Linked DNA regions of Homo sapiens: regions 1 and 2 are each linked to region 3. The links are chromatin contacts, found by Hi-C in ENCODE. All regions are on one chromosome and are shown on one strand. The core of a region is the stretch at or near the end of the contact, and the rest is flanking DNA. Distances in the headings are between cores, read along the strand shown.

The links. A loop is a pair of places that touch in the nucleus more often than their neighbours do. Pooled maps may share reads with other maps.
Region 1: a map of heart left ventricle shows a loop between it and region 3 (2.6-fold over the local background). The contact joins two enhancer-like sites. A Hi-C loop is called at or near these places in 4 of 168 maps with a recorded cell type or tissue (heart left ventricle and heart right ventricle) and 9 of 50 pooled maps.
Region 2: a loop to region 3 is called in a map of Caco-2, with 6 times the contacts of the local background. The contact joins two enhancer-like sites. A Hi-C loop is called at or near these places in 2 of 168 maps with a recorded cell type or tissue (Caco-2 and heart left ventricle) and 9 of 50 pooled maps.

The regions. Positions count from the first base shown.
Region 1 is chr3:64,898,934-64,901,815 of GRCh38, forward strand. The region is part of intron 4 of ADAMTS9-AS2 (ADAMTS9 antisense RNA 2); the gene reads left to right. The region is part of intron 2 of LOC105377124 (a long non-coding RNA gene); the gene reads right to left. Among named protein-coding and RNA genes, the nearest start is that of ADAMTS9, 210 kb to the left of the region's middle. Within about 2 kb of position 1,451, at least 3 of the 41 ENCODE cell types and tissues checked have a DNase peak (open chromatin) inside an H3K27ac peak, as active enhancers do.
Region 2 is chr3:64,814,082-64,817,144 of GRCh38, forward strand. The region is part of intron 3 of ADAMTS9-AS2 (ADAMTS9 antisense RNA 2); the gene reads left to right. Among named protein-coding and RNA genes, the nearest start is that of ADAMTS9, 130 kb to the left of the region's middle. Within about 2 kb of position 1,360, at least 7 of the 41 ENCODE cell types and tissues checked have a DNase peak (open chromatin) inside an H3K27ac peak, as active enhancers do.
Region 3 is chr3:64,532,221-64,535,307 of GRCh38, forward strand. It overlaps ADAMTS9 (ADAM metallopeptidase with thrombospondin type 1 motif 9), which reads right to left. Exons shown (of 40, transcript NM_182920.2): 38 at 946-1,050. Among named protein-coding and RNA genes, the nearest start is that of ADAMTS9-AS1, 28 kb to the right of the region's middle. Within about 2 kb of position 1,556, at least 6 of the 41 ENCODE cell types and tissues checked have a DNase peak (open chromatin) inside an H3K27ac peak, as active enhancers do.

The sequences.
Region 1 (2,882 bases), core at 201-2,700, 370 kb after region 3:
TCTATTCATTGGTTTTCATTTCCTATTGGTAAAAGGTTCAGAGACATTAAATCCCCTGAAGTTTCAAGTTGCACATCTTTTCTTCCTTGCTTTCTTCCTTCTATTCATCCACCCAACATATCCAACACAGTTCTTTAATGTACAGTTCTATGAGTAAGGAAAAATGCATACAGTTGTGTAACTACCATCATAATTAAGATAAGGAAAAGTTCCATCATCTCAAAAAATTCCTTTTTGCTCATTATTAGTCAGCCACATAAACAACCATTCGTCTCTCTTCTGTTCCTATGTTTTACCTTTGTAGGAATGTCACATAAATGGAATCCCACTGTATGTAGACTTAACATAATATATTGATGTTCATCCATGTTGTTGAATGTGTCAATTTTTTTATTGTTTAGTAGTATCTGTAGAATGGATATAGCACAGTTCAATGGTCCCTTCATTAGATGAAAGACATTTGGCTTTCATTTGGTATTCTTAGGAATAAGGTGCTTTAAATATTCACTGTTTAAAATATTACTGTTTCTGTATGAACAGGTTTTCATTTGTCTTGTAAATCTCGCAACATACTTGTGAGGTAGATATTAATATCTCTATAATACAGATGAAAAAATTGGGTCTCATGGAAGTTAAATAACTGACCCAGTGTTACAGAGCTAGTTGAGTGTTGAAAACTGGATTTCAAGCCATGTGTCAAGCCCATGGTCTTGGAGAAAAAGACACATAAACAAATGGTTATATTACTAAGAACAAAGGTGATATATATATATACACATATATATATATATACATATATATATACATATATATACATATACATATATATATACATATATATATATATATACACACACACACACACATATATATATATATATATATATATATAGTGCCAAACAAAACCATGGAATCTAAGAAAAGTGTGCCTAACCCTTTTCCTTCAGGCAATCATGGAAGTCTCCAGGTTAGATCTAAAATTCTGGGTCTCAAAGCGTGAGTAGGTGTCCTTTAAGGAGACAGATGGTAGAAGGGCTATATAACATAGGTATCCCAGTGACTTAGTTTTGTTGCCTCCTGCCTCCCAAGCACCTGGAACAGTATTCTACATATAGTAGGCATTCAATAAATATTTCTCAAATGAATGAATGCATTTTCACCAAAGGGCACAGCCTATGTAAGTGCAGGTCACTTGGTTCACATTAAATCCCCTTCCCTGATACATGGCCTCTCCTTCAGATGTTAGAGAAATTATTCAGTTGCTATTCATGGAAGCCTATGCAGAAATTATGACATGATTTTTAAATTTCCAGTTGTCCAATGGCCACACCCTCCATCCTAAGCCCTGGGATTCAAGAGTCTTTATCTCTAACAAGCCCTATTCGACAAGCCAGGCCTTGGCCTCTGTGAACCACCACGAAGTGCAGACAAACAAAAGGGAGATGTGAAACTTTGGAGGCAGGCTTATCTATCAGGGCTCTGCCAACTCCGTGCATGTCATAGATTCTGTTCCTTGTCTCTAAGGCACCTGCCCAAGTTCTTGCCAAAGAAGGCTAGAGCCCATGGAGTGGCAGGTCCCAGGAGACAGAAAAGGAAAAGGCAAGCTATTATTCAAGAAGCTCTCTTGAAAGGTGGGGTCTTAGTAGCTACGCTGGGGTGTCAGAAAGGCAGGTGGACTACCTTCTGTCCTTTATGTTTCCTTACTCTAAATGTAGCACTCGCTATTGTAGAAATTTCACAAACACTATAAAACATAAGAGTCTAAAATTATCTTTATTCCAACATTGAAAGGGTAGTTCTTAACATATTAGAATTCATACTTTTATGTTTAGAGGCATACACAGGCACACAGACACATACAACAGAATGATCCCTGTGGCCTACTTTTCCACATAATCAAGGATCAGGAACATTTTGCATATCATTAACTATGAGTCAACCAGCTCATTTTAAATAGCTGCATTTTGTTTGAAAACTGGTTTAAACAATTATGAGGATACACTTACCTTTAAGTCATTTATTGTTTTTTGGGAAAAAAATCCTCATATGGTGGCTTTGGTGTGGGTTTTGGGTTTGAGTCTTACCTTCTGGCATTTTCAGTCTGCATAACTTTGAGCAAGGGACTTAAGTATGTTGCCTCAGCAGTAAAAGAGTACGATAATAATACCTAACTCATATGTCTCTTGCAAGGATCCAATGACATGATTCACATGAAATACTTGGCATGACACCCAACACACAGAAAGCCCTCTATACACATTAGCTATGATTAGTAAAAAAAAGAAAAAGAAAGTGCAAACAATACAGAAAAACATAAAATTTAAAAACCACCTACAATTTTCCCAACCAGAGATGACTGATGTTAACTGTGTCATATTACACGTGTGCTCCGGAAACCAATATATTGCAGGCATCTTTTCATCCCAAGTAAGTGCTCTATAGTCTCTATCATTGTTTAAAAATAACTGTAGAGCATTCCATTGATGCAAATATGCCAGGATGTATTATTGACAAAGAAGAAAATAAAGTTAAGTCCAATAGAGCACACGTCCTGAATTATAAGCCTGGCCAAATCCTCATTGTGCACATTTCTAACACCAGCTAAGAATAATCTTGCTGCAAACTCAAGCTCTGCAGAGTCAGGAAGGATCTGAGAGCAGTGTTCCAATTTCCAAATCGGAGCTGACCTTGATTGTTCTAGGACATCACCCTTCACCTGCATACTATGCTATTGGCACTCAGAAGAATTAAAATGGGAAACAGTCAAGTTGTCCTGGTTGCTCCTGCTGATTCAGCAAGCAGGGGACTCCTCCAGAGAATTCATGGTGGTTTGGCAGCCTGGGGTTCAGGCTCTGCTGAGGTTCCAGCCTCCTGGGGGCCAG
Region 2 (3,063 bases), core at 110-2,609, 280 kb after region 3:
AACTACCAAGATTTGCTGATATATGGGATTTGGGGTTTGAGGAAAACAAGGAAGTCTAGGATTATTCTAAAGCCGGGGTAACTGGAGGGATGGAATTCCAAGAACCAAGGCCAGGAAGACTGAGGAAAGGGCAGGTTTCAGTGGAGGTATCAGGGAAGGGACCAGAGTTTAGATTTAAATGTGTTCATTCTGGGGTGCTTAATAGGCATCCAATTTTTTTCATACTCTCAAGGATGAACCAAATTAGTAAAAACAGCCAATTTACTGCTAGGAATTACTAAAAAAAAAAAAGTGGCTGCATTACTTTCTAGAAAAAGAAAGCCTGAAATCTTACATATAAGGATTCTTTTTTTTTTTTTGTGCATCATGTGGTGCTGTTCCAGAACTGAACACCCTATGCCAGGTGCGGTCTTATTAAAGTTCTGGAAGAAAAGACTATCTGTTCTGAGACACAATGCCTCTACTTGTGGAACTAAAAATAGCTCAGCTCTCAGTCCCCAGGGCACGCAGTTCTCTAAGTGTCCATCCATTACATGGCCACATTAGTTTGACAAGTTTTCAAGGCTCACCTGTCCACTACTCACACATCTGGGTTTTATATTTTAATTTTAATATTTTGCATGGCTCCTTCTGCCTTTGTCACAAATGTGACTTTCTCTACTTCATCCTTCCCTCTCACAGATGCTATTGTTGGGTATGGCTGCCTGATATATTGTTGTCATTAATAAGAAAAACAGCATTTCCCAATTTAGTATCATCTGTAGAATTCATTAACGTGTTGTTTGCACTTTTATCCAGATATTTTAAAAGGATGTCAAATAATACGGATAATCATCTTACAATTAAAGTAAGGGAAAGGTTATCTTTTTTTTGGAGGAGAAAAAGGGACATGTTTTCTGTTGTTTCCAATAGCTCATTTGCTCAGCAAACAGACAAGAAAAAGGGAGCAGGGACAGATTTTTTTTATAAGAATGTCAATTCATTCGTGGGTTGGGGAGAATTGTCCAGAAGCTTAACTGACATTCCTCTTCCACATCATCCCACATATAATTTTGAAACAAAGACAAGCAGGAAACGCAGATTTCATAACCTGAAATCTCTTTAGCTTCATCAAATGCCAAAAAGCAACTGCAATGGCAGAATAAAATACACTAATGTGTTTTGACACAATAATCGTGCCTGTTTCTCTTTAATGAGCCAGGCTGGGGATTTCCAACTTATAGAGGCAGAGAAAGGCTGTCAAACCAGCAGATGTGCCCCATACTTGCAAGGGGCATTTACTTAATGGGCCATCTGAATACTTGTCTACATGTCAGCGATGATGCAAACATGACATCTCTCAGCTTGAGAGTTGCTCTTGTGTGCAGACAACTTTGTGAAGTCATGGGATAGCACTTGGAAAGGAATTTTAAACTGGGAATACATTTCATAGCTCAGCTGCAAGACTGAAGACTGCAGGAAGGAATTCACTTTCAGCAACTATGTGAATTCATGGAGTAGGTCCATGCTATTTCAGTTCTGCACAGCTGGCCGACTGTGAAGCTTTATTTTTCTCTTCTTAGAGCTGAGTGACGTCTCTTTAATGGTTTTGGAATGACTGTTGCCAACTCTTTTTGATAATTTTTGTTTTGTTTCTCTCAACTGGGATATTTCTTCTCACCTGGGTGATTTCCCATCTTAAGAATTTTTCGGCTAATGTATGAGGGTTTTTTTTTTTTTTTTTCTTGATTGCCTGGAACAGACATCAACTTGTGTTAGCTCACTCACAAAATGAGGATCTAGTGTAAAGATGGAGAGATTGTGCAATGGAAGTGTAAGCAGAAATACAGCGAGGGCTCAGGAAATACTAGAATAGGCAACATGCTCTTCCTCTCTGCTTCTATCTGCACATCTGCTTTATTTCTTTGCCTCAGCAGACTCACCATCTCTGCTCCTCATCCCGCATGGTGGGGAAGGATGCCCACCCACAGCTCCCCAGGCCATCTGTTAGAGCTCCAACCACGTGGAATGACGGAATCCATTCTGTTCTCTATCTCTGCTCTAGTTTCAAATTCCTGGGGAAAAATGACCCAGCTCACTTCAGGCTCCCACTCTTGGTCCAGTGGGCTGCAAAATTTCCAAGCGTAGCTTCTGTCAGTTCCTTGCTTTGGGTTAGGTGAAAATGAAGGGAATAATTGTGAGCTGTTCAGATTCACCAAGAAATTATCTACTATTGTTGGGGGAGAATGCCCAGGGACAGATGCATTTGGGTAAGGGACAATAACAAGACACTAGAAAGGAAAATCCCAATTTTATTTTCCTACAGAGTCAGCATCCCACACATTTTCCTTCACAGAAACTGACAAATAATCCATGGGGGCAGCTTAGCAGATGGGTTGAAAAAAGCGACAGGCTCATCATCAGTTTTCAACACCTTGATACATCAGGCTTGGCCCTTGCTACCTCATGCATTATTTAAGCACAATGCATCTCCCTCTGATTGTGTCATGTGCTGGAGGAGAATGTGAAGTTCTGTCTGTCTTTAGCAAACATGTTTCAAGTACTGTCTGTCTGAAAACCAAATGGAAGAGGGTAAACCTGATGATCCACTTGATTTTAGTTTTAGGACCTGGATGCATAGGCAGATGTCAGTTTACAAGGATTCTGTGTACTTTAAGGAATGTTTTCTGAGCATGTCCAGTACAACAGACGCTCTGTTAGGTAGCTGTAGTTAGGATTTTTTGGTTGTAAGTATGTGAAGATTTAAATGTATCAGCTCACTTCTCAGAAAATCTGAGGCAGTGCTAGCCAAACCAAATGGTTCAAGCAAATGTCATCAGTATTTGGCCTCTTCCAGTCTTTTTACTCCTCTATCCTCTGTGTCTGCTTCACTTCTACACAAGCTTTCTCTATGTGGTGGCTCCAGATTTTATATCTTCTAGTAGATATTTTTTTAAAAAAAGAAAAGAAAAAGACTCCCCTTGCCCCCTCCCCCAGCTCCTTTCTCTTGTTCATTCCAGTGGAAGTCCAGGGTCTCCTTGCTAACATTGCTTGATTGGCTGTGATTGGGTCATGGACCCAGTT
Region 3 (3,087 bases), core at 306-2,805:
ATGCATTTAATATATCTAACTTTCTGAACATCACAGCCTAGGCTAGCCTACCTTAAATGTATTCAGAACACTTGCATTAGCCTATAGCAGGGCAAAATCATCTAACACAAAGCCTATTTTATAATAAAGTGTTGAATATTTTGTGTAATTGATTGAATACTGTACTTAGTGAAAAACAGAACGGCTGTATCGGTACCTGAAGTAGGGTTTCTACCGAGCGTGTTCTGCTTTTGAACCATGGTGAAGTTGAAAAATCAAGTGGAACCGTCGTAAGTCAGGGACCATCTGCACAGCACAGTGTTTCTCAAGCTGTACTGTGCCCATCACCACCTGAGACACTGTTCAGCTGTAGACTCTGACTCACTAGGGTCTGGGACCCAGAACCTGCATTTCCAACGGGCCCCCAGGTGACACTGATGCACTGCGTAGACCACACCTTAACCACCCAGATTTTAGAGGGTGAAAAACTTATTATTGTAGACCCTGTGTATCTCTAATTCTCCAGATATATCGCTTAATAAGTTATCTGTCTTCTAGCTCCATCTGTATTTCAATTTTTCTAAATAAAAAGAAGAGGTCATTTCCCCTCGGTTCATAGAACGAACCGCAAGCTGGCTAACTGAAAGATATCTGAGCCACACTCTCGACAGAGGCTTCTTCCTGCTTTTACCTCCCTGGTTAGGTGGTTTTTCTAATTACTTGGATGGTTCATATGTTCACCTCTCGAGGAAGAATTCACCAGAAGTGAACAAGGCTCTCACACTTTAATCACGTGTAAACACTGCACCCTAGGTTTATTTCCTAAATGGTCTTCCTGACACTACAAAATGGCTTAAGTGGGAAAGCACATTCGTTTGCTCCTTCAGCACCACTACCACAGTAATAAAGACAAGAACGAAAGAAAGAAATAAAAATTCATCTCCCAACCCATCTGTAGAACCTTACCGGCGACTTCTTGATGTCAGAGACAGCATAATTCCCTTGTGATATCCATCTGGCAGATTCAGTTAAAGACAAGCCGGTTCCATAAAGGTTGATGCTAAAACGACCCTGGAAAACACGACCAACAAAAGAGATTTTCAGTCCATGTGATGTCCTCAAAAAAGCAAAGGCAAAGGTGATACAATAAAAGGTACTTTGGAAAAGAGAAGGATGTTGATTAATTGTGATAGCTACTAATTATTGATAGTATTTAGTTTTGTTTGTTCAGGGCCAGCCATTCTTCATGCATCATGTTAGTCATCCTCGAAAGAGCTCTACGAAGGAGGTTTTCTTTACAGATAGGGAAACTGAGGCTTAGCGGAAGTGATTAACTTCTCCAGGATACGGTAGGAGTCCAACTCACATCCTCCTGACTTCAAAGTCCTTGCTCCATTCGGCCTCCCTAACACAGCAGTCCTGATGTTGCTCACAATTATCAGATTCCTTCAGGAACAAAATGTCACAGTGTAATTTTTCTAACAAGATCTTGGTGCCAAGCTTCCTGGGCTTCCAGCTCCCTGGGGCGATTAGCACACCGCGTACTAAGCACAGCAGGGCGGGACTTCAAAGAAGAGGCGCTTTCCCCAGGACGGTCAGCAGAGGGCAGGGTTGGCCTGCTCAAGACCACCTGGGCCTGGAGGATGCGGCTTTCAGGCTCCGGTAAGGGAGATCTCCCAAACCCCTCCCCTCCGAGGGTGCCTTTCAGAACATGGCCTCTGGTGCCTCAATATTGATTTCTAAAGAGACGGTGCAGCAGAAAGACCCTCTCGCTGCTTTCTCCAATTGTCTCTCTCACTCTCTCTTTCAAAAATGACTCGCAAAGGCATCTGAAATACTTTCTTCTTGAGGCTTCCTACTCCACAATGAGCAGTTTCAGAGCTAAAAATATTCCACATGAACACTCCTGATTGCTTTCTCTCTGAAACTGACAAACCAGCACTTTGTCAAAACAGTCTTTTATAAACAAGAAGAGAGGCAAGGAGGAGCTCACAGCTGATCAGACCCGCGTGTAAGAAAAATTCTTTCACCTGTGATTGGATCCTGGCCAGATCTTTTCTCACCTCTTGGAACCTCAGTTTATTCATCTGTAAAATGGAAAGCACTAAAACTCTCTTCCCTCTGAGCACCGTACAGAGGACTAAAAGAAATCAGCTATGGCTGGCGCTTAGTAGATATGCAAAAAGATGGTATCTGTCTTACATTTTCTAATTGTTTTGTAAGTGTTCGTGTGATCTCTTCAATGTAACAGTAAGCTTATTGAGAGCAGGGCCTTACTATTGCTTTGTTTATTGAATCAGCTATGGTTTGTAACATACGACTAGCCACTTAAATATTATATCCCAGCTCCTCAATTAAGATTTCCAGGACTAAGTGTAGCTTAGAGGTCTCTCAATGCCAGTTCCATAAATATTGACTAACAAAAGTTTATAAACACTTCTGGAGTGCTAGATTCCACAAGATAGAGGTGACCAGAGGACTTAGTTTGGACTAAATCAGTGGTTCTCAACAGGGCACGATTTTGACCCCAGGGGAAATCTGGCAATGTCTGGAAACATTTTTGTTTGTCACAACTGTGGGGGGGCAGGGAATGGTGCTGCTGTTGGCATCTGGCGGGTAGAGACCAAGGATGCTGCTGCGATGCACAGGACAGCCCACAATAGAGAATTCTCCAGCCCGAAAAGTGCTGAGGCTGATTGAAAACCTGGTACAAAGGGTAGATTTACCCTAGAATCTTGCTCCCTTCTTTACTTTCAGCATGACCTCAGGCAAGGAGATCATCTGTAAAATGGATTAGTAAGACTTAACCTGTGAATAGGAGGTGATTAGACAGAAGGCACAATGCACGTCACGCATTACCTGGCAGACAGTAGGTAATATTTAAAAAATATTTTTGGGCTGAGTGTGGTGGCTCACACCTGTAATCCTAGTACTTTGGGAGGCTGAGGCAGGTGGATCACCTGAGGCTGAGAGTTCAAGACCAGCCTGGCCCAACGTGGTGAAACCCCATCTCTTCTAAGAATACAAAAATTAGCTGGGCATGGTGGTGTGTGCCTGTAATCCCAGATGCTCGGGAGACTGAGGCAGGAGAATAGCTTGAAGGCAGGA